Regions from separate parts of the Homo sapiens genome. Here region 2 is linked to region 1. Evidence: read pairs that join two places in POLR2A ChIA-PET (ENCODE). Cell type or tissue: Panc1. All regions are shown on one strand. Links, peaks and the distances in the headings refer to the core of each region. The heading gives the core; the rest is flanking DNA. Region 1 has its middle 11 kb from the start of TRS-GCT4-2. Region 2 holds the start of CHST14 (carbohydrate sulfotransferase 14).

The links. ChIA-PET counts read pairs that join two places held together with the same protein. Peaks named below come from ENCODE experiments on the same cell type or tissue, not always from the same donor. Only the 100,000 strongest peaks of a DNase experiment are listed, where the experiment ranks them.
Region 2: POLR2A ChIA-PET joins it to region 1 with 7 read pairs; 5 of 35 experiments call an interaction of 5 or more read pairs at or near these places.

The regions. Positions count from the first base shown.
Region 1 is chr15:40,577,930-40,587,526 of GRCh38, reverse strand. No RefSeq gene overlaps it. Among named protein-coding and RNA genes, the nearest start is that of TRS-GCT4-2, 11 kb to the left of the region's middle. In Panc1, for the core only: no CTCF peak of the experiment used is centred there; a DNase peak (open chromatin) is centred at 4,559; H3K4me3 peaks cover 1,975 bases; H3K27ac peaks cover 1,156 bases.
Region 2 is chr15:40,465,947-40,475,142 of GRCh38, reverse strand. It overlaps BAHD1 (bromo adjacent homology domain containing 1), which reads right to left. Exons shown (of 7, transcript NM_014952.5): 7 at 6,907-9,196. The coding sequence ends at 9,013. It overlaps CHST14 (carbohydrate sulfotransferase 14), which reads right to left and starts at 4,159. Exons shown (of 1, transcript NM_130468.4): 1 at 1,985-4,159. The coding sequence starts at 3,929. The coding sequence ends at 2,799. RefSeq lists enhancers at 2,392-3,295, 4,578-4,687 and silencers at 3,748-3,997, 4,048-4,287. In Panc1, for the core only: no CTCF peak of the experiment used is centred there; no DNase peak of the experiment used is centred there; H3K4me3 peaks cover 1,996 bases; H3K27ac peaks cover 1,837 bases.

The sequences.
Region 1 (9,597 bases), core at 1,004-9,003:
GATTTGGCATTTAGATCAGATATAAAGCTTTCCTTTTAAAATTCCTAACCTACTTTAACTTCAACATTTGGAATGTTGGAAAGAAAAAAGAACCAGAATAATTGCATCACTTATTATTTACTTGAATTACTAAAACATTTTCAAGAACCTTTTGTCTAGATGTCTTGGTAATGAAGAGATAGAAGATGCAAGTTCTTGGGCTCTTTGTGTCGGAGAGCATGCGGGGTCTAGAATTCCAAAGCCATGAACTGCTTTTAGATCCCTCAGTTCTTTTATGATGGAGAAGTTGTATTTGAATCTGCTAAGGCAAATTAAAGCAGTTAGTCATTTTTGCAAATTATTATTATTATTATTTTTGAAACGGAGTCTTGCTCTGTCGCCCAGGCTGGAGTGCACTGGCGCTATCTCAGCTCACTGCAAGCTCCACCTCCTGGGTTCATGCCATTCTCCTGCCTCAGCCTCCCTAGTAGGTGGACTACAGGCGCCCGCCACCATGCCTGGCTAATTTTTTTTTTGTATTTTTAGTAGAGACAGGCTTTTACCGTGTTAGCCAGGATGGTCTCGATCTCCTGACCTCATGATCCGCCCACCTCAGCCTCCCAAAGTGCTGGGATTATAGGTGTGAGCCACCAAGCGCCTGGCCCATTTTTGCAAATTATTAATTATTGCTTACCATTATAGTCTCCAAAATACTAGGTGTATGGTGTTATCTTTCCACCACTGGTGAAAACAACCCATGGTCTAGGCACTTTGGAGTAGCACCCACCAGCTGTGTGAAGGTCAAATGGATCTTAAAGAGTTGTGCAGTGGGACTGAAAGAGGAGAGTCACTATTTCAGAGATAACCAAATGTTAAAAAAAAGAGGTGAGATATTTTAATATTTGTTGTTTAAAAGTTTTATCTTGATAGTATTACACAATTATACAATACATACATACGTAATGTAATATGCATGTACAGTTTAAAAATAACAATAATAAGGCCAGGTGCAGTGGCTCACACATGTAATCCCAGCACTTTGGGAGGCCAAGGTTGGGGACGATCGCTTGAGGCCAGTAGTTCGAGACCAGCCTAGGTAACACAGTGAGACTCTGTCTCTACAAAATATTAAAAATTAGCCAGGTGTGGTGGTATGCACCCATATTCTCAGCTACTCAAGAGGCTCAAATGGGTGAATCACTTGAGCCCAAGAGTTCCAGACAGGCCTGGGAAACATGGCAAAACCCTGTCTCTACCAAAAATGCAAAAATTAGCTGGGTGTGCTGGTGTGTGCTGCGGTCCCAGCTACTCAGGAGGCTGAAGTGGGAGGATCACTTGAACCTGGGAGGTCGAGAGTACAGTGAGCCATGATCGTGCCACTGCAATCCAGCCTGGGCAACAGAGCAGGACCTTGTCTCCGAAAAAAAAAAGAAAGAAAGAAAGAAAGAAAAAAACAGCAATGCTGTATATACACCACCCAGCTTGAGAAATAGAACATTACCAGCCCCTTTGTTTCTTTTTTAAAAAATGATTTTTAATTATTTTAATTTTTTTTTCCTACCCTCTTGGCAGGTGGCAGATTACTAGCACCTTTGATGCTTCCTGTGTGTCCCTTCCTGGAGGCATCCTCCCACCAAAAAGATAACTACTTTGGCCGGGCACAGTGGCTCACGCCTGTAATCTCAGCACTTTGTGAGGATGAGGCAGGCAGACCACGAGGTCAGGAGTTTGAGACCAGCCTCACCAATATGGTGAAACCCTGTCTCTACTAAAAAAAAAAAAAATACAAAAAATTAGCCAGGCGTGGTGGCGGGCGCCTATAATCCCAGCTACTCGGGAGGCTGAGGCAGGAGAATCGCTTGAACCTGGGAGGCGGAGGTTGCAGTGAGCCAAGATCCCGCCACTGCACTCCAGCCAGGGAGACAGAGTGAGACTCCATTTCCAAAAAAAAAAAAGGTAACTACTTTTTGTTTGTTTGTTTGTTTGTTTGTTTGAGACGGAGTCACACTCTGTCGCCCCCGGCTGGAGTGCAGTGGCGCGATCTCGGCTCACTGCAAACTCCGCCTCCCGGGTTCATGCGATTCTCCTGCCTCAGCCTCCCGAGAAGCTGGGATTGCGGTGCATGTCACCACGCCTGGCTAATTTTTTGTATTTGTAGTAGAGACGGGGTTTCACCGTGTTAGCCAAGATGGTCTCGATCTCCTGACCTCGTGATCCACCTGCCTTGGCCTCCCAAAGTGCTGGGATTACAGGCGTGAGCCACCGTGTCTGGCAAAGATAACAACTTTTCTGAATTTCATGTTAATCATTCTCTTGTTTTTCTTACCAAATATACATATTTATACATATTTGTAGTCTTAAATATGTTTTGTCTGTTTTTTAATTTTATATAATGTATTCATTTTATATAACGTATTCATCTGTAACTTCTGTCACTGGACACTGTTTTATCCGTATAATTCGTTCATTTTCACTGCTGATTAGTTTGCAATTATCTGAACATACAATTAGGTATCCATTCTCTTATTGATGGATATTTTTGTTATCTCCAGTCTTTTGCTGCAAGAACACTGCTGTGACTGTTTTTATATGTCTCTTGGGGCACATGTACAAGTGTTTCTGTAGGTAGATAGCTAGAAGTAGAGTCATTGGTTATGTGTGTGTTCAACTTTAGTAGGCAATTCTTAACTGTTTTCACCTAGTTAATGGTTGACAAAAATGTTGCAGTTTTGAAAACGTGGACAAGCTTCAAATGAAAAGAAGAGGATGACAGAGGACTTGGAGGGGAAGAAAACAAAAATCATAATCATAGACAATATTGTTCACCATGTACAAGACAGTGTTCTAAGCAGAATGAGTGCCTTTGGTGATGATACCTCGTCAGGACCACAGTAAACTTACCCAACTAAAAACTGGTCACATTCCATGGCTGTTCTGCTTCTGTCTTTGGTTTTCAATAATCCTATGTTCTAGAATATGTGAGTCTTGAGGATCAATCATCCAAACCTCGAAAAGGCTTTGAAATCAGTCCATTTTCTCTAAAGTCTTTGGAAGCAAGATTGACTCAAGCAAGTCTAGGTCATCCGTGAAAAGATACAGACATTCAGGGAAACCCATGGTTCCAACCCTGACTGGAAACAATGCCAACTTTGAAAAATGCAGCTGCTGGACCAGCTGCATTTTCAGTTGCTGCATTCAGCTGCCTCAGCCTCTCACATGACTGGACAGAATGAAAATTGGTATAATCTTTTTGGAGGGCAGTTTCCTATTACCTATTTATATTTAAAGCCATTGACCCCATAATTACACTAAAAAACTGTCCTGTAGAAACTATGCTACAAGTGTGGAAGGGTATATAAGGATGTTTACTATGGCCTGAGAATAGTGAAAAACTGCAAACACCTAAAATTCCAGCAACAGAAGATAGATTGTAGTACAATGGAACACAATGCAGCTATAAAAAAAAAAATCGGCTGGGCGCGGTGGCTCACGCTTGTAATCCCAGCACTTTGGGAGGCCGAGGCGGGCGGATCACGAGGTCAGGAGATCGAGACCACGGTGAAACCCCGTCTCTACTAAAAAAAAAAAAAAAAAAAAATTAGCCGGGGGTGGTGGCGGGCGCCTGTAGTCCCACCTACTCCGAGAGGCTGAGGCAGGAGAATGGCGTGAACCCGGGAGGCGGAGCTTGCCGTGAGCTGAGATCGCGCCACTGCACTCCAGACTGGGGCGACAGAGCGAGACTCCGTCTCAAAAAAAAAAAAAAAAAAAAAATCAAGGCTGGGCACCGTGGCTCACGCCTGTAATCCCAGCACTTTGGGAGACTGAGGCGGGCAGATCACGAGGTCAGGAGTTGGAGACCAGCCTGGCCAATATGGTGAAACCCCGTCTGTACTAAAAATACAAAAAAAAAATTAGCCGGGCGTGGCGGCGTGTGCCTGTAGTCCCAGCTACTCCGGAGGCTGAGGCAGGAGAATTGCTTGAACCCAGGAGGCGGAAGTTGCAGTGAGCCAAGATTGCGCCACTGCACTCCAGCCTGGGTGGCAGAGACTCCGTCGCAAAAAAAAAAAAAAAAAAAATCCAAAAAATCAAGTTACAGAACAATTTGCATGGCATGATCTCATTTTTATTTTTATTAAAGGAAATACATATAGATTTTTGTATCTATGAATAGAAAACAGGCAGGAGAACCCTTTATTTTTATCATTATTTTCCCCCCTCCCCATTACCGCTAGAGGGTCTTGACTGCAAGTTGTCCAGGTTCTTGGCATTTTGAACAAAGAATAGGACAAAATGCACAGCAACGCAAGGAAAGAATGAAGCAACGAAAGGAACGAAATGAAGGCAGGGATTTATTGAAAATGAAAGTACACTCCACAGTGTGGCAGTGGGCCAAGCAGTGGCTCAAGGGCCCCCAATACAGAATCTTCTCGGGTCCAAATAGCCCCTAGAGGTTTCCCGTTGGCCACTTGGTGTTCACCTCATGGTTGCAAAGGCAACCAATCAGAGGCTAAACTGAAGTTACAAAGTTGCACTTCTATGCAAAGGAAGACTTGGCCAGCAATCAGTTTGATTGGTTGCAGACAACAACCAATCGGAGGCTGAAGTGATGTTACAAAGGTCACAGTCCCATGGAAACATCTGATCGATTGCAAAAAGCAACCAATCAGAGGTACTTTCAATTTCCCATCTGCGGGGCAGAAAAGTTGGGGGTTTGCAAAGGGAGTAACCTCTGGTCCTTTTGTTATTAGGAGTGGACAGTTAGGGCTTTCCTATCAATTTAGTTCTAGGAAGTCAGTGTGAAATGGCCTTAGGTTCCCTGCCTCCAGACCTTGTTCTGCCTCACCCCCACCCCTTTGGGACCCCTTAGTTATTAATAGTGGTTACCTCCAGAGCAGGGGTGAGGGAAGGGGGCTATAATAAAAGTTTTAAAAGGATACTTTTTTTTTTTTTCTGTAGAGCCAGAGTCTTGCTCTCTCGCCCAGGCTGGAGTGCAGTGGCGCGATCTCGGCTCACTGCAACCTCTGCCTCCCGGATTCAAGCAATTCTCCTGCCTCAGCCTCCTGAGTAGCTGGGACAACAGGCGCACGCTGCCACGCCCAGCTAATTTATTTTGTATTTTAGTAGATACAGGGTTTCACCGTGTTGCCCAAGCTAGTCTGGAACTCCTGAGCTCAGGCGATCTGCCCGCCTTGGCCTCCCAAAGTGCTAGGATTATAGGCATGAGCCACTGCACCCAGCCAAAAGGATACCATTTTATAAGGATAAAAAACACATTCAAGAACAGCCAACTGTTCAGCATAGCAAAGGACAACTAGATTCAACCTGGGCTCCTTATAGGTAGTACTTTTGTCACAGGTTTTGTATTAACATTCCAGTGAGAGGTGAAGTCAGCAGGACTTCCTGGGTCAGTGGGGACTTGGAGAACTTTTCTGTCTAGCTAGAAGATTGTAAACACACCTATCAGCCCTCTGTAAAAATGCACCAATCAGCGCTCTGTGTCTAGCTAAAGGATTGTGAATGCACCAATCAGCACTCTGTAAAAATGCACCAATCAGCCCTCTGTGTCTAGCTAAAGTATTGTAAATGCACCAATCAGCACTCTGTAAAATGGACCAATCAGCACTCTGTAAAATGGACCAATCGGCAAGACATGGGCAGGGACAAATAAGGGAATAAAAGCTGGCCACCCCCACCCCCTCCAAAAGCCAGCAGCAGCAATCCACTGGGGTCCCCTTCCATGCTGTGGAAGCTGTATTCTTTCGCTCTTCACAATAAGTCTTGCTGCTGCTCACTCTTTGGGTCCGTGCCACCTTTGAGAGCTGTAACACTCACCCGAAGGTCTGTGGCTTCATTCTTGAAGTTAGGGAGACCAAGAACCCACCCGAAGGAACGGACACACTAGCACCTAGCACAGCATTTAATTAACACAGAGAGACCAATTGCTTGATTAGTATGTGCAAGATAGAAGAACACACATGCACACACACACACACACACACCCTGCTTTTTAGGCATCTGCAGACTAGTGGAGTAATTGTAGTTAGGAACTCTTGTTTTGTGTAGAGATCCTTTGAAGCAATGGCACCCAATAGAACTTTGCTAGGTGATGGAACTATTCTATGTCTGTGCTGTCCAATATGGTGGTCACTAGACCAAGTGGCTTTGAACACTGGGAATGGGGCAAATACAGCAGAAAAACTGCATTTTGTTTCATTTTTATTTTTATTTATTTTGAGACGGAGTCTCACTCTGTCCCCAGGCTGGAGTGCAGTGGCACGATCTCAGCTCACTGCAACCTCTGTCTCCCGGGTTCAAGCAATTCTCTGCCACAACCTCCCGAGTAGCTGGGATTACAGGCACCTGCCACCACGCCCAGCTAATTTTTGTATTTTTAGTAGAGACCAGATTTCATCCTCTTGGCCAGGCTGGTCTTGAACTCCTGACCTTGTGATCCACCCGCCTCGGCCTCCCAAAGTGCTGGGATTACAGGCGTGAGGCTCCGCACCTGGCTTATTTTTATTTTTATTTTTTTTGAGACAGAGTCTTGCTCTGTAGCCCAGGCTGGAGTGCAGTGGCACGATCTCAGCTTACGGCAACCTCTGCCTCCTGGGTTCCAGAGATTTGCCTGCCTCAGCCTCCCAAGTAGCTGGGATTACAGGCACCCGCCACCATGCCCAGTGAATTTTTTGTATTTTTAGTAGAGACAGGGTTTCACCATGTTGCCTATGCTGGTTTCGAACTCCTGAGCTGAGGCATTCCACCTGCCTCAGTCTCCTAAAGTGCTGCGATTACAGGCATGTGTCACCATGCCCGGCCTGCATTTTATTTTATGAGACAGAGTCTCACTCAGTTGCCCAGACTGGAGTGCAGTGGCACGATCTCAGCTCACTGCAACCTCCACCTCCTGGCTTCAAGTGATTCTCCTGCCTCAGCCTCCTGAGTAGCTGGGATTACAGGCACATGCAACCATGGCTGGCTAATTTTTGTATTTTTCATAGAGACAGGGTTTTACCATATTGGCCAGGCTGGTCTCGAACTCCAAGACTCAAGTGATCCACCCGCCTCGGCTTCCCATGCATTTTAAATTTTATTTAATTTTAATTAAATAGCCATATGTTGCTAGCATTGGACAACGCAGCTTTAAAAGATCTGTTGAGAAATTAATATATAGACTCTCCTCAGAAAAGTATACACATATACCAAATTTTACATAAAATTTCAAGAGATCCAGGGATCCTCTCAAGCCCATCCATGTGTCTCTAGCTCAAGAACCTCTGAAATAATGAGAATAGGATAAACAGCACTAGAGAGGGTAAAATTCAGAACTTAAGAGGTGAGATGGAAAATGGGCAAATGCTAATGCTCCCATTCAGAACCCTGGGATCCTGGAAGGAATCACACTAGGTGTGCCTCCCTCCTTCTCCTGTCACACAGAACATTTACCACATTGTTTACTGTTTACTTTCCCACATTGTGCTGGACATTCGGACTGTATACTTCATAAGAGTGGAGACCTTATCTGTCTTACTCACCATTATATACCCAGAGCCTAGTGTGAATCCAGCACATAGTTGGCTCTCAAATATCTGCCATATGAATTCATTTTATTGGATATCTCATTCTTCCCAGTCCTAGGACCCCACAGCTCCTGAGTTATGGAGGGTCTCAGTGATAAGGAGAGTTGGCTGGCTCATGGAATGGAGATAGGGTTTTCTTGAAGCTGAGCAAATACTCAGATTCATGAGAATCCCCTATCACTGGTGTGATATACAAGCCACTGAAAGGCTTCAATAGGCCAGGTGCGGTGGCCGGCGCCTGTAATCCCAACACTTTGGGAGGCCGAGGTGGGCGGATCACCTGAGGTCGGGAGTTTGAGACCAGCCTGACCAACATGGTGAAACCCTGTCTCTACTAAAAATACAAAAATTAGCTGGGCGTGGTGTGCACCTGTAGTCCCAGCTACTCGGGAGACTGAGGCAGGAGAATTGCTTGAACTCGGGAGGCGGAGGTTGCGGTGAGCTGAGATTGCGCCACTGCACTCCAGCCTGGTAACAGAGCAAGACTCCGTCTCAAATTTAAAAAAAAAAAGGCTTCAATAGTAAGTGATAGGGAGACATATACTAGAGCCCCAGGGTTAAACGCTCTCCTTGGGTGTCTCCTCCTCTGTCTTTTCGAGTTCTAGAATATGACCACCTTCTCTCAAATTGTCCCTCTATCTGGAATCCTCTTATATCTCTAGTAGGCAAATTCTAACTCACTGTTAAATGCCTCTTTCTCTGGGAAATCTATGCTAGTACTTCCAGACAGAATTATATCATATTTCCACTGGTTCCCTTTGTACTTGCACATTTCATCATGTGTGTTCTAACAGGGCAGGGGCCAGCCATTCATCTCTGTATCCCAGCAATAAATAATGTTTGGCATATAGTAGGTGGTTAACGACCAATATGAACCACTAAAAGAATATAAACACAATTGCTTTCCCCGCCTACACTACTTCTGCTCCATATGTTCTGGTCAAAGGCAATGGATTCGGTATGAATAAGCCTTTGTTATTCACCATGAAGTTACCTGAAAACAAAAATCCATGGTTCTCTTTATGAGTACTCCAACGAAATAGGAAATACATGACAGGTGTACAACAGAAGGAACAGGAAAGAAAAGGTTTCTGCCTGAGCAGAAGTCAAAGGGCTGTCCAGGCAGAAATGCAGGGCAAGAAACAAGCAGAAATGCAGGGCAAGGGCCAGGCGCGGTGGCTCAGGCCTGTAATCCCAGCAATTTGGGAGGCCAAGGTGGGTGGATCAGCTGAGGTCAGGAGTTCAAGACCAGCCTGGCCAACATTGGGAAACCCAGTCTCTACTAAAAAACACAAAAATTAGCTGGATGTGGTGGTGGGCGCCTGTAATCCCAGCTACTCAGGAGGCTGAGGCAGAAGAATTGCTTGAATCCAGGAGACGGAGGTTGTAGTGAGCCGACACAGTGCCACTGCACTCCAGGCTTTGCGACAGAGCGAGACTCTGTCTCAAAAAGAGAAAAAAGGCCGGGCGCAGTGGCTCACGCCTGTAATCCCAGCACTTTGGGAGGCCAAGGCAGGCAGATCACGAGGTCAGGAGATCGAGACCATCCTGGCTAACACGGTGAAACCCTGTCTCTACTAAAAATACAAAAAATTAGCTGGGCGCAGTAGCAGGCACCTGTAGTCCCAGCTACTCGGGAGGCTGAGGCAGGAGAATGGCATGAACCCAGGAGGCAGAGCTTGCAGTGAGCCAAGATCACGCCACTGCACTCTGGCCTGGGTGAAAGAGCGAGACTCCACCTCAAAAAAAAAAAAAAAAAAGAAAAGAAAAAGAAAAAAAAATGCAGGGCAAGAACATCCTCAGTATGGTAAAGGGCATTTATGAAAAGCCCAGAGGTAACATCACACACAATGGTGAAAGACTGAAAACTATCCGCCTAAGATAAGGAGCAAGACAAGGAGACCCACTTTCCCTATGCTATTTCTATTCAACATTGTACTGGAAGTTCTATCCATAGCAATTAGACAAGAAAAAGAAACAAAAGGTATCCAAATGGGGAAGGAAGAAGTAACATTATCTCTATTTGCAGATGACATGGATT
Region 2 (9,196 bases), core at 157-8,156, 110 kb after region 1:
TGACTACAACCCCACCTACCCTTCCTCTAACTTCACCTTCCTATTCCTTCTTCTCTCTACCCCTACCTTCCATAAGCCTTCCTCCTTTCCTCCCTCCCATTTGGGAGGCAGACAGACCTGGGTTGGACACTTTGGGCAGGTTATTTATCCTCTCTGTGCCAGTTTCCATGTCTGTAAAACAGGATGACCCCACCGGCACGCGGCTGTTGTGAGGATTAAATGGGGTGAGTACAGCAGCCGGCCCCAGTGTTCTCCAGGTTCTCCGGTTCGTGCTGCAGGCCCCAGTTAGGGGGACTGATTAGCTGCTGTAGGTCTGGAGCCGCTTAAAGTCCCAGGCAAGGAGGAAAAAGAGGGTGCAGTAGGGGGGTCCTGAGGGGTCGGAAGCTCAGAGAAGGACTGACTCATTGGTAGAGGAAGTAAACCCAGAGGTCAAAGGGGCCCTGCCCAGAGGTAGCAGTGATACCCAGTGCTGGGCCAGACACAGTGTCCTGGCTTCTCCCTTGTCCCCACAGGCCTCTGAGGGGTCAGGTGTTGAACCAGCATCCAAAAGAACATCCACTGAGCCAGGTGTGGGGATGGGCCCTTTTATTCATTTTGTCTTCATTAATCCTCCCCTCTCCTAGCAATCTACATGAGATAGGTGTTTTTATTCCCACGACACATTGGAGAAAACAGAGGCTCTGAGAGATAGGCATCTGGTGAGGAATAGGGCTGGGACTTGATCGGTCTAGGTAAAGTCCCCAGAGCCAAGGGGACTCTGAAGAAGGACATCTGAGCCAGACAGGGGGTCAGGTAAGGCCTTCTGGAAGCAACATGGCCTGATGAGTCATAGTGGAGAGCCATAAGTGCCCATAGAAGCCCCCTATCCCAAATATGGGAAATAGTGTTAGTTTTCCTCTACAAAGTCCAATCAATAGCAAAGCTAGCGACAGGTAGCACCTGCAAGGGGGCCCTCCCTGCCTCCCTTCCTTGGGCCCCCCTCTTACCATAGCCTCAGGTCTCTATAAAGTACAGCAGTTCCCACTGGGGGTGTGTGAAATAGGGCTAACAGAGAAGGGCCAGCTCTGGCCTTGCAACTCTCCCTTGGGCCCAGCAACTCCTGATGGGCCTGGGATCCCTGGAGAGCAGTGGGGGCAATGGGCCATACTGAAGTCTGTCCTCTGCTGCTCCAACTGTATTCCTTCCACAACTTTCTCTGGACCTAAGTCAACAAGAGCCTGACCCTCACTCAACCTCCTTGCCTGCCTTCCTTGTAGTGCCAGAAAAAAATCTCCTTGCTCACACAAAAATTTTCTTTTTCATTTGAAAATGGTCCGGGGCCAGGCGTGGTAGCTCACGCCTGTAATCCTAGCACTTTGGAGGGGCCGAGGTGGGCAGATCACCTGAGGTTAGGAGTTCAAAACCAGCCTGGCCAACATGGTGAAACCCCATCTCTACTAAAAATACAAAAATTAGCCAGGTGTGGTGGTGCGTGCCTGTAATCATCCCAGCTACTTGGGAGGCTGAGGCAATCGCTAGAACCCAGGAGGTAGAGGTTGCAGTGAGCCAAGATGGTGCTACTGCACTGCAGCCTGGGTGACAGATCGAGACTTCATCTCAAAAAAAAAAAAAAAAAAAAGAAAGAAAGAAAATGCTCTGGGGGAACTTCTCATTCAACTCTTATTGAATAAGAGGAGGATCCCGTATCTCCTACCCACCTACTTTTTTAGGGAATAATACATGTAGGTATGCTCTGGACGTGAGGCCATTCCTAACTGGGCTTGCCCTTTGGTGACATCCCAGGATCTGAGTCTGTGATCTGGTATAGCCTATTAGAAAGCCCCCAAAGTCTCCATGGAATGGCAACGGCCCATTGGACCAGCCCAACCAAGTTATACCTTACTTTCTCTATCTACAGGCTGCCTCCCCTGACATGGGAAGACAGACATCGAGGAGATCTGCTGGGCCCACAGGAGCTCCAAGGGAAATCACAGAAATGCTCGCCTTATATATAAAACTGCTTTATTAAAAAGTCAGCTATTAGGAAAACAAAGCCCTTACAAGGGTTCTATCAAAAAGTACAAATTTTAAATAAATGCATCAGAAAAATGGCAGCCAGATATACCAGCCACAGTCACAACCTCAAAGGCCTTGTGGGGAAGGAAGGGAGAATTAGGGAGGAGGTTCCGAGAACTCAAGGAAGAGGCTGGGCACAGAGGGTCTTTGGGTGCCTGCAGAGCTGGGTCCTGGAGCTACCAGGCAAGAACCCTGCTTCCGTTTTCCTTTCCTTGGAAAAATGTAAAGAACTGGCAGGTGTAGGAAATTTTGAGACTGGAGCAGAAAGGCACAAAAGTCATTTATAAGGTATGATTGCTCACTCTAGTCCTGAGGCACATGGGGTGGATAAATGGGGGATCAGAGCCACAGGGTCCCTGGCTCTGGTCATGCTTGCCCCTGGCTGGTACCATCTCTGAGTTTGGCCACAGGTTAAATTAAGGTAGACCAAGTGGACTGCATAATCCTGGCAGCCCGGGGTCTGGAGCCAGTCTTTAGATCAGATGTGTTGCTTCATTGGCAAACTGGTGTCTGCCCCCCAAGAGATCCCCCCAATGAGGAGCAGCAGGTCTCCTGCCTAGCCCTGTCCTCTGAGTCACTGTGGGTGCCCACCCTGGACAAGGAACTTCTGAGGGCAGTCTCTGCCATCCAGGATCCTGAGAAGCCCCAAGCCCCAGAGCCAGAGTTTCTCCGAATGACAGGCAGAAGCACAGAAAGCTGGCGTTGAAACCAGTCCCCACCAGCTGCTGGCCCCACACCCATGGTCACTGCTGACACGCCTCCTTGGTGACATTAGGCAGTGGGTAGGCAAAGAGGGAGAAGTCCAGGATATACTTAGGCAGCACATCCTGCAGCAGGGCCCGGGGGGCACTGCACAAGTGGTAATGCAGGCTTTCGGGGCTGGCTGGCCGGTACCAGGCCTGGCGAGCTGGAAATCGGACGTGAGGTGGTGCCCGTACCCACTCCAGCACCTGATTTGCATCAGCCTCCAGCCTCTCATAGGAGCCCACAAAGTCATAGTGCACGGCACAAGGCTGGCACAGGTGGTACACGGGCATCCAATGCTCATTCATGCGCTCAGGGTCCTCATCCACCAGGTATCTCAGGAACTCGGGGAATGTGACATCGTCGCCTGCAGGGCTGGGCCCCGCTCCAGCCCTGTACCGCCTCACTATCTCAGCCCCATAGCGTTGCTGGTACTCTCGGATCTCGCCAAACTTGTTGCGGTAGGCAGAGAGGAGGCGTTCCAAGGGCTCCCGCACAAACAGGAACTTAAAGTAGTGCTGCAGGCGGTAGCGAATCTCCTCAGGCCGCAGGTCGGCCAGGAACACCAGGTCACTGCGGTGGTCCATCTTGAGGCGGACGTCCACGCTGTCCAGGACGCCTGCCAGCACCTTCATCACCCGCTTCCAGTTAGAGCAGGCCACCTTGGGGACGTAGCAGTAGAGGAAGCGGTAACGGTCACTTACGAGGATGTGGCGCAGCAGGGTGCGCCGCTGCCCCACCGGCAAGTCCCAGGGGTCCCGGGGCATGCCTGGCTGTCCGCACACCGCCCGCAGGGTCCTGTTCCGGACGTCCTGCCGCACTTGCAAGTCCGCGTCCCCAGCCCTGAGGGACAGGCCCCCAGGCTTGGGGGCTTTCCCGCGCCAGGCTGTGCCCTCGCGGCCGGGCGGGTGCAGGGGCAGGGGCTTCATCTCGGCCAGGATGCCCCGCTCGATCATGAGCAGCAGCCCGCTGGAGGCCACGATCACCGCAAACATCAGCATGGACGGCAGCAGCAGGGGCGGCCCACCCAGCCCCGCCCGGGCCCTGCCCAGAGGGGCCCGCCTCAGCGCCCGGCCCAGGGGCTCGGCGCCATTTGGGGCCGCCAGCGGGGTCAGCGGGCGGGGGAACATGGTGCTCAAGGGGTGGGGGCCTGCGCGGGCCCGGCCGATCCGAGGGCGGCCTGGAAGGCGGGCTCGGGCTGGGGGCGGGAGGAGGGTCTGGGACCGGGGGTAGTTGGGGAGGGGAGGGCAGGGGACAGCCCTGGCGCGTGTAGGGGTGGCCGGCTCCCGGGCTGCGGCGCCGAAGCGGGCGGCGGGCGGCGGGCGCGGCGAGGGACCCGGGCCGGATGTCCCGCCCGGCCGCTCTCCACCCCCGGCCTCGCAGTGACACAGGCGCGGGGGCGGGCCCACGCCGGGGGCGGGGAGAGGGGCGGGCGCCCCTGCGGGGCGCGGGCTTGGGAGGGCGCACGCGGACCCCTACCCGGAAGAGGGCGCCTGAGTCAGGGCCACCCCTGTCCTCTGGGCTTGGGGACAAAAGCTCCTGAGACCTCGAAGGCAGAAAAGACTCGAGGCTGCTCTCCTGCAGCGTGTGTCCTCAGGGAAGTGGACAAGGGGGATTCGCCACAAACTCAGGCCTGTCCTAGCCCTTCCTCCAGCAACGGGTCTGGAGGCAGGGAGGCGGGCAGCGCTCTCTCCGAGTCCAGACGTGCCGGAGGCTGGTCTTTCCAGCTGGAAGCGGAGCCCTCGGTGTGCTCCCCCTTGCCACCCTTAACTCCCTCCGTCCTGCAGGTCGTGGCCACTCCAGGAAGGAGAAGCAGAACTGTCAGACACTGACCAGTCTCCATGGTGACCCTTGTGTTTAGCAATACCTGGGGACTGACTACAGTGCTTGTCCACTGGGTAATGCTGAAATGTCTGGAAATGGAGTCTCCCCTCCTCTGCCTTCTCCTCATGAGGCAGTGGGATAACTGGGCACTCTGGGGAGGGTCTGACACATTGGTCCATCAGCTGCTGGTGTGGCCAACACACATTTGGAAGGGTGAGGAGCTGGGGGCACAAAACAGCAGGGAAACAGCACGTAGTCTCCTTGCCTGGAGCTAGATGTGTGCTCCATGGCACCAGGCTGGTCACTTGGGCGGACAGCAGACCCGAAGTGCTTTGGATGTCAGCAACCACCATTTCCCACTGGGAACCTGGCTCAGTAGCCAGACTTGGTCCAGCTATGTGCTTGCTGCCTGCAGAGAGCCAGCAAGCCTCTGAAGCAGCAGAGGAATATGATTAGAGCCCAAGTGTACTGAGGACAGCGCCCACTAAGTGTTTTATATTCATTATCTCCTTTAGTTGTTACAGCCACCCTGGCAGGGAGCTAGTGTGGACATTCCCTTTGTACAGCTGAAGTAACAGAGGCTCAGGGAAGATGTGACTCAGTATGGGTGGTTCTGAGTCTAAAACCTAAATTTCTAATCACGGCCCTTCAGAGATTAAAGGAGCATATCATGGAATGGCTAGAAGGGAGGAAGCAGCTGACTCGAGGGCGGACTGTACAGAGCAGGTGATGGAAAATAGAAGATACCAGTGGGAGAATGGAGCTACCAGTGATCAGATGAATTCAGAAGGGTGAGGGGACTTGAGGGATGAGGTGATACTAGAGGGCTCACTGATGACCCCACAATCCCAGCAACAGGAAAAGCACACAGATGAGCCAGGGGAAGGAACGGTAAAGCCTTGCAGCCTTCCAGCTCTCCAGGGCAGGCTCTCCACATCTGATTGCCCCAGTGCATCTGCAGGCTACCACCTGTCCATTTGCTGCACCAGAAGTTTGCGTGAAGGTTCTGCCTTGTCTACACTGCTCCTTGCTTCCAATAATCCTAAAGGTATACATTTCTGGTGATAGGATTTTCTATTAAAATCATATTTTCCAGTAAGTATGTCCTTTAAACCAGGAGAGGAAAAAAAGGCCTTAGACCTTTAAAAATCTTTTGATAATGTGGCCACATGTGCTCCCTTCTGTGTTACAGGGTAGTTTTCTGTGTTAGCAGTCAGGGTGAGGCAGGGGGAGTCCTTGGGCCTGGTACTTATCTCCATACCAATTTCTTGTCTGTAAGATAAGGACAAGCTACCACTCGCCTCAAGGGAGTCTTGTGGACACCACACTGAAGGCAGAGCTAGAAAAATCCATGGTGGTGTCTGTGCCACCAATAAATTCTGAAAAAATGTTCCTGCCCACATGCACCATGCCTTAGCAAAATGCAGAAGTGGAGGCGGGGCGGGGGGGTGCTGTGGCTCCCAGGAACCTCTATGGCCTTAGAGCTGCCCCACCTGGAACATGGTCAACACTGAGGCTTCCAGGCTGGGACCAGGGCTGGGCTGAAGCAGGGGTCAGCTGGCCGCAGACCCTTGGCCCCATGATGTGGCCTTCCTCAGCAAGCAAGAAGCACCAGCTGCAAGACACTGAGGCCCTAGGACAGTGCTGGCCAGTTACCCAAGGTGATGAGGAGGGATGCTTTTTTTTTCTTTTCTGAGACAGGATCTCACTCTGTCACCCAGGCTGCAGTGGTATGATCACGGCTCACTGCAGCCTCGTGCTCTTGGGATCAAGCAATCCTCCTACCTTAGCCTCCTGACTGAGACTATAGGCATGCACTGACATGCCGGGCTAATTTTTAAATTTTTCGAGAGACATGGTCTATGTTGCCTAGGCTGGTCTTAAACTCCTAGGCTCAAGTAACCCTCCTGCCTCTGCCTCCCAAAGCACTGGGATTACAGGCAGGAGCCACTGCATGAGGCCAGTGATAAGAAGGTATCTTTGCCATGTACCTACTTGGGGACCAATTTCCAGGTCACTGGTCAGGTGAGGGCTGGCAACTGAAGTATTTCACACAGACCTAAGCAGGCAGCTGTGGCCACCATGAAATCAAGAAGTCAACTCCAAGTTCCCAGTCCCTCTGTCTCCTTCCCTCACTCTCTTTTCCCTCTGCTTCCCTGCCCTCTTTGCTCATTGGCCTTGGTGAGCATCCATGCCACAGGGGTTAAGAGGGACCTCTGAAATAAGAATAGTGGGTCTCTCCACACCCACACACCAAAAGATGACAGGACACACAGGAAACGATCCTTTTCTAAATCAATACAATTTCTCAAATTTATTTTTTTCTTAAAGAAGTACTTCTAATCTCTGTCAAAAGGGAGGTGAGGAAAGGTCCTTCCTCCCTTGTAAACACTGAAATACAGATCTGGGAAACCAGGATCAACACACACAAAAAGTGCATTTTACAAAATATCAACTAAAATATATTTTACATGGATTATGCTTCCATTGAAATTCTACCAGCTGCATTTTCAGGTTCGAAAAAATATTTCCACATCTAAGAGATTTCAAAAGCATTTAAGTTCGGGGCAGCCAAGACCCTACCTCCTGGGAGGAGGGCCTTCATCTCCTTTCCTGCTAGGTGAGGCTGGGCTCCTTGGCAGCAAGGGCCCAGAATGAGCAGGCTCCAAGGCTGGCTCTGCAGAGCCCCCACTGCCACTCTGCCAACCTCATTTACTGCCCCATCCTCCCAGACAGACACCTTCCTCCAAACAGCTTATTCAATATAAGGAGATCCAAGTCCCTTCCCTTCAGGTTTGGGATCAGGCTTCCCAAGCATAAATTCACCTCTGAAGCCTCCAGGCCTCACCCAAACCCAATGACCAATCAGGAGCAACTCATCTACTAAGGGACAGGGCATGGCAAGTTGGGGGAGCCCTCAGGGTTCATTTCCACCTCCCTCTGCAGCCCCTGCCCAGCTGTCCTCACCCAGTGCCACCTCCTAAGCCTGCTGGGTTCATCTGCCCTTCCTCCCTAAGGGAAGACCCAGGGCTGCAGTTCTCAGCCCCAGCCCCTGCCCCCAGGGGTATGCCCTTGTGGAAGTGCTCAGCTAGCAGGTTCCCAGCACCAGGCCCAAGCCACACTGCACTCCACTCCCTCTCCCACCATACTCCTCTTTGGTACAGATAGGAAATAACCAGGCTGCTCCAGCCCCCTCACAGAGTCTCAGGGCCAGGGCCAAGGCCTAGTCTCCACAAGGACAACAGGGGACTGAGCCTGTTAGTCTACTCTGGGGAGCAGCATGAGGTGAGAACAGGGCCTCTGGGCAACAGGAACAAACTGAAAATGCAAGTCCTTAGCTCCTAGAGCAAGTGGCTGCAGCTCAGCAGGTCCGTGGACTGATACAGTGTTGATTCTTGCTAGGATGTAAATTAGTGCAATCTACAAAAGACTAGGGAAAGGGTGGCAGGGCAAGGGGAGCCACAGCACTCCTTTGGTTTGATTTCAGGTGGGTGTGGCTTGAAGAATCACGTGTGAAGTTCTGCAAGAGGTTTCCTGGAACCTCCATGTGTAAGGCAAGAGGAAAAATCTTCAACAAATCAGGTAGCAATTTTCCTTGCCCCCTGCCCCCAACCCTCTCCCAGCACCCATCTTCCCTCCCAGATATGACAAACCCCACAATCATCAGTTAACTTTCTGGGAAGCCAGACCCGCTGGGTGGCCGTCTCTGGGAGGTGGACAGGAGACTCCCACAAGTGGGCCACACCCATGACTGTGAGAGGTGGGTCAACTTGTCCCAGCACCAGTTGCTACTGCAGGGCAAAGGAGGAAAGCCAGAGAAAAGGCCTCAAGTCTAGGAAGAGGAAGTCAATGCTCTGGAAGCCAGACTCTGGCTCTCTATGCCTCAAAGGAACAAGCTCAGAGCTGTGCTGGGATCTAGGAAAGCCTGGTCCCAGGCTGAAGGGGAAGCGGCGGGTCACAGTGGGTGAGGTAAAGCTGGCCCCCACTCCCCCTTTGAGGGCAAGGGGGAGGCTACAGAAGGGCCTGTTGGGTCTGGTTCCTGAAAGACCTTGCCCCTCCTTCCCGCCCCCACCCTCCTAGGGCCCCATTTCCCTCAGGCTTGGCCCAGCCTCAGAGAAGACTACTTTTCGGAAATCTCCACCCAGGGGAACCACAGAAGGTACCTTGGGCCAAGCTGAGAGTTCTGATGCTTTTCTTATACCCTGGCCTCCCCAGCTCCCTCCCCTGGAGCCCAGAACCCACAGGGGCCCCTGCCCTCCCCCCCAAGAAAACCACAGGCCAGCAAACTTAGGCCTCTGTGGCCCCCTAACCAAGTGCTGTGCTTCAAGCAGTGCCCCCTACCCCGAGCCCCACTTGCCCATGGGTAGCCCCAGCATGGGCATGAGGAGGCTACTGGGGGTTCTTAAGGATGCGCCCGTGGCGGAAGTCATAGACATGGCGGCAAAGGAACACCAGCTCAGGGTCCGTGTCCTCTGGCACTGTGCGGTGGGGTGGGGTGGAATAGTCTGCAGAGGGGGGAACCAGTGCTGTCTTTCGGCTGGGGAGGCCTTCACCTCGGCGCTTGGCCATGGCA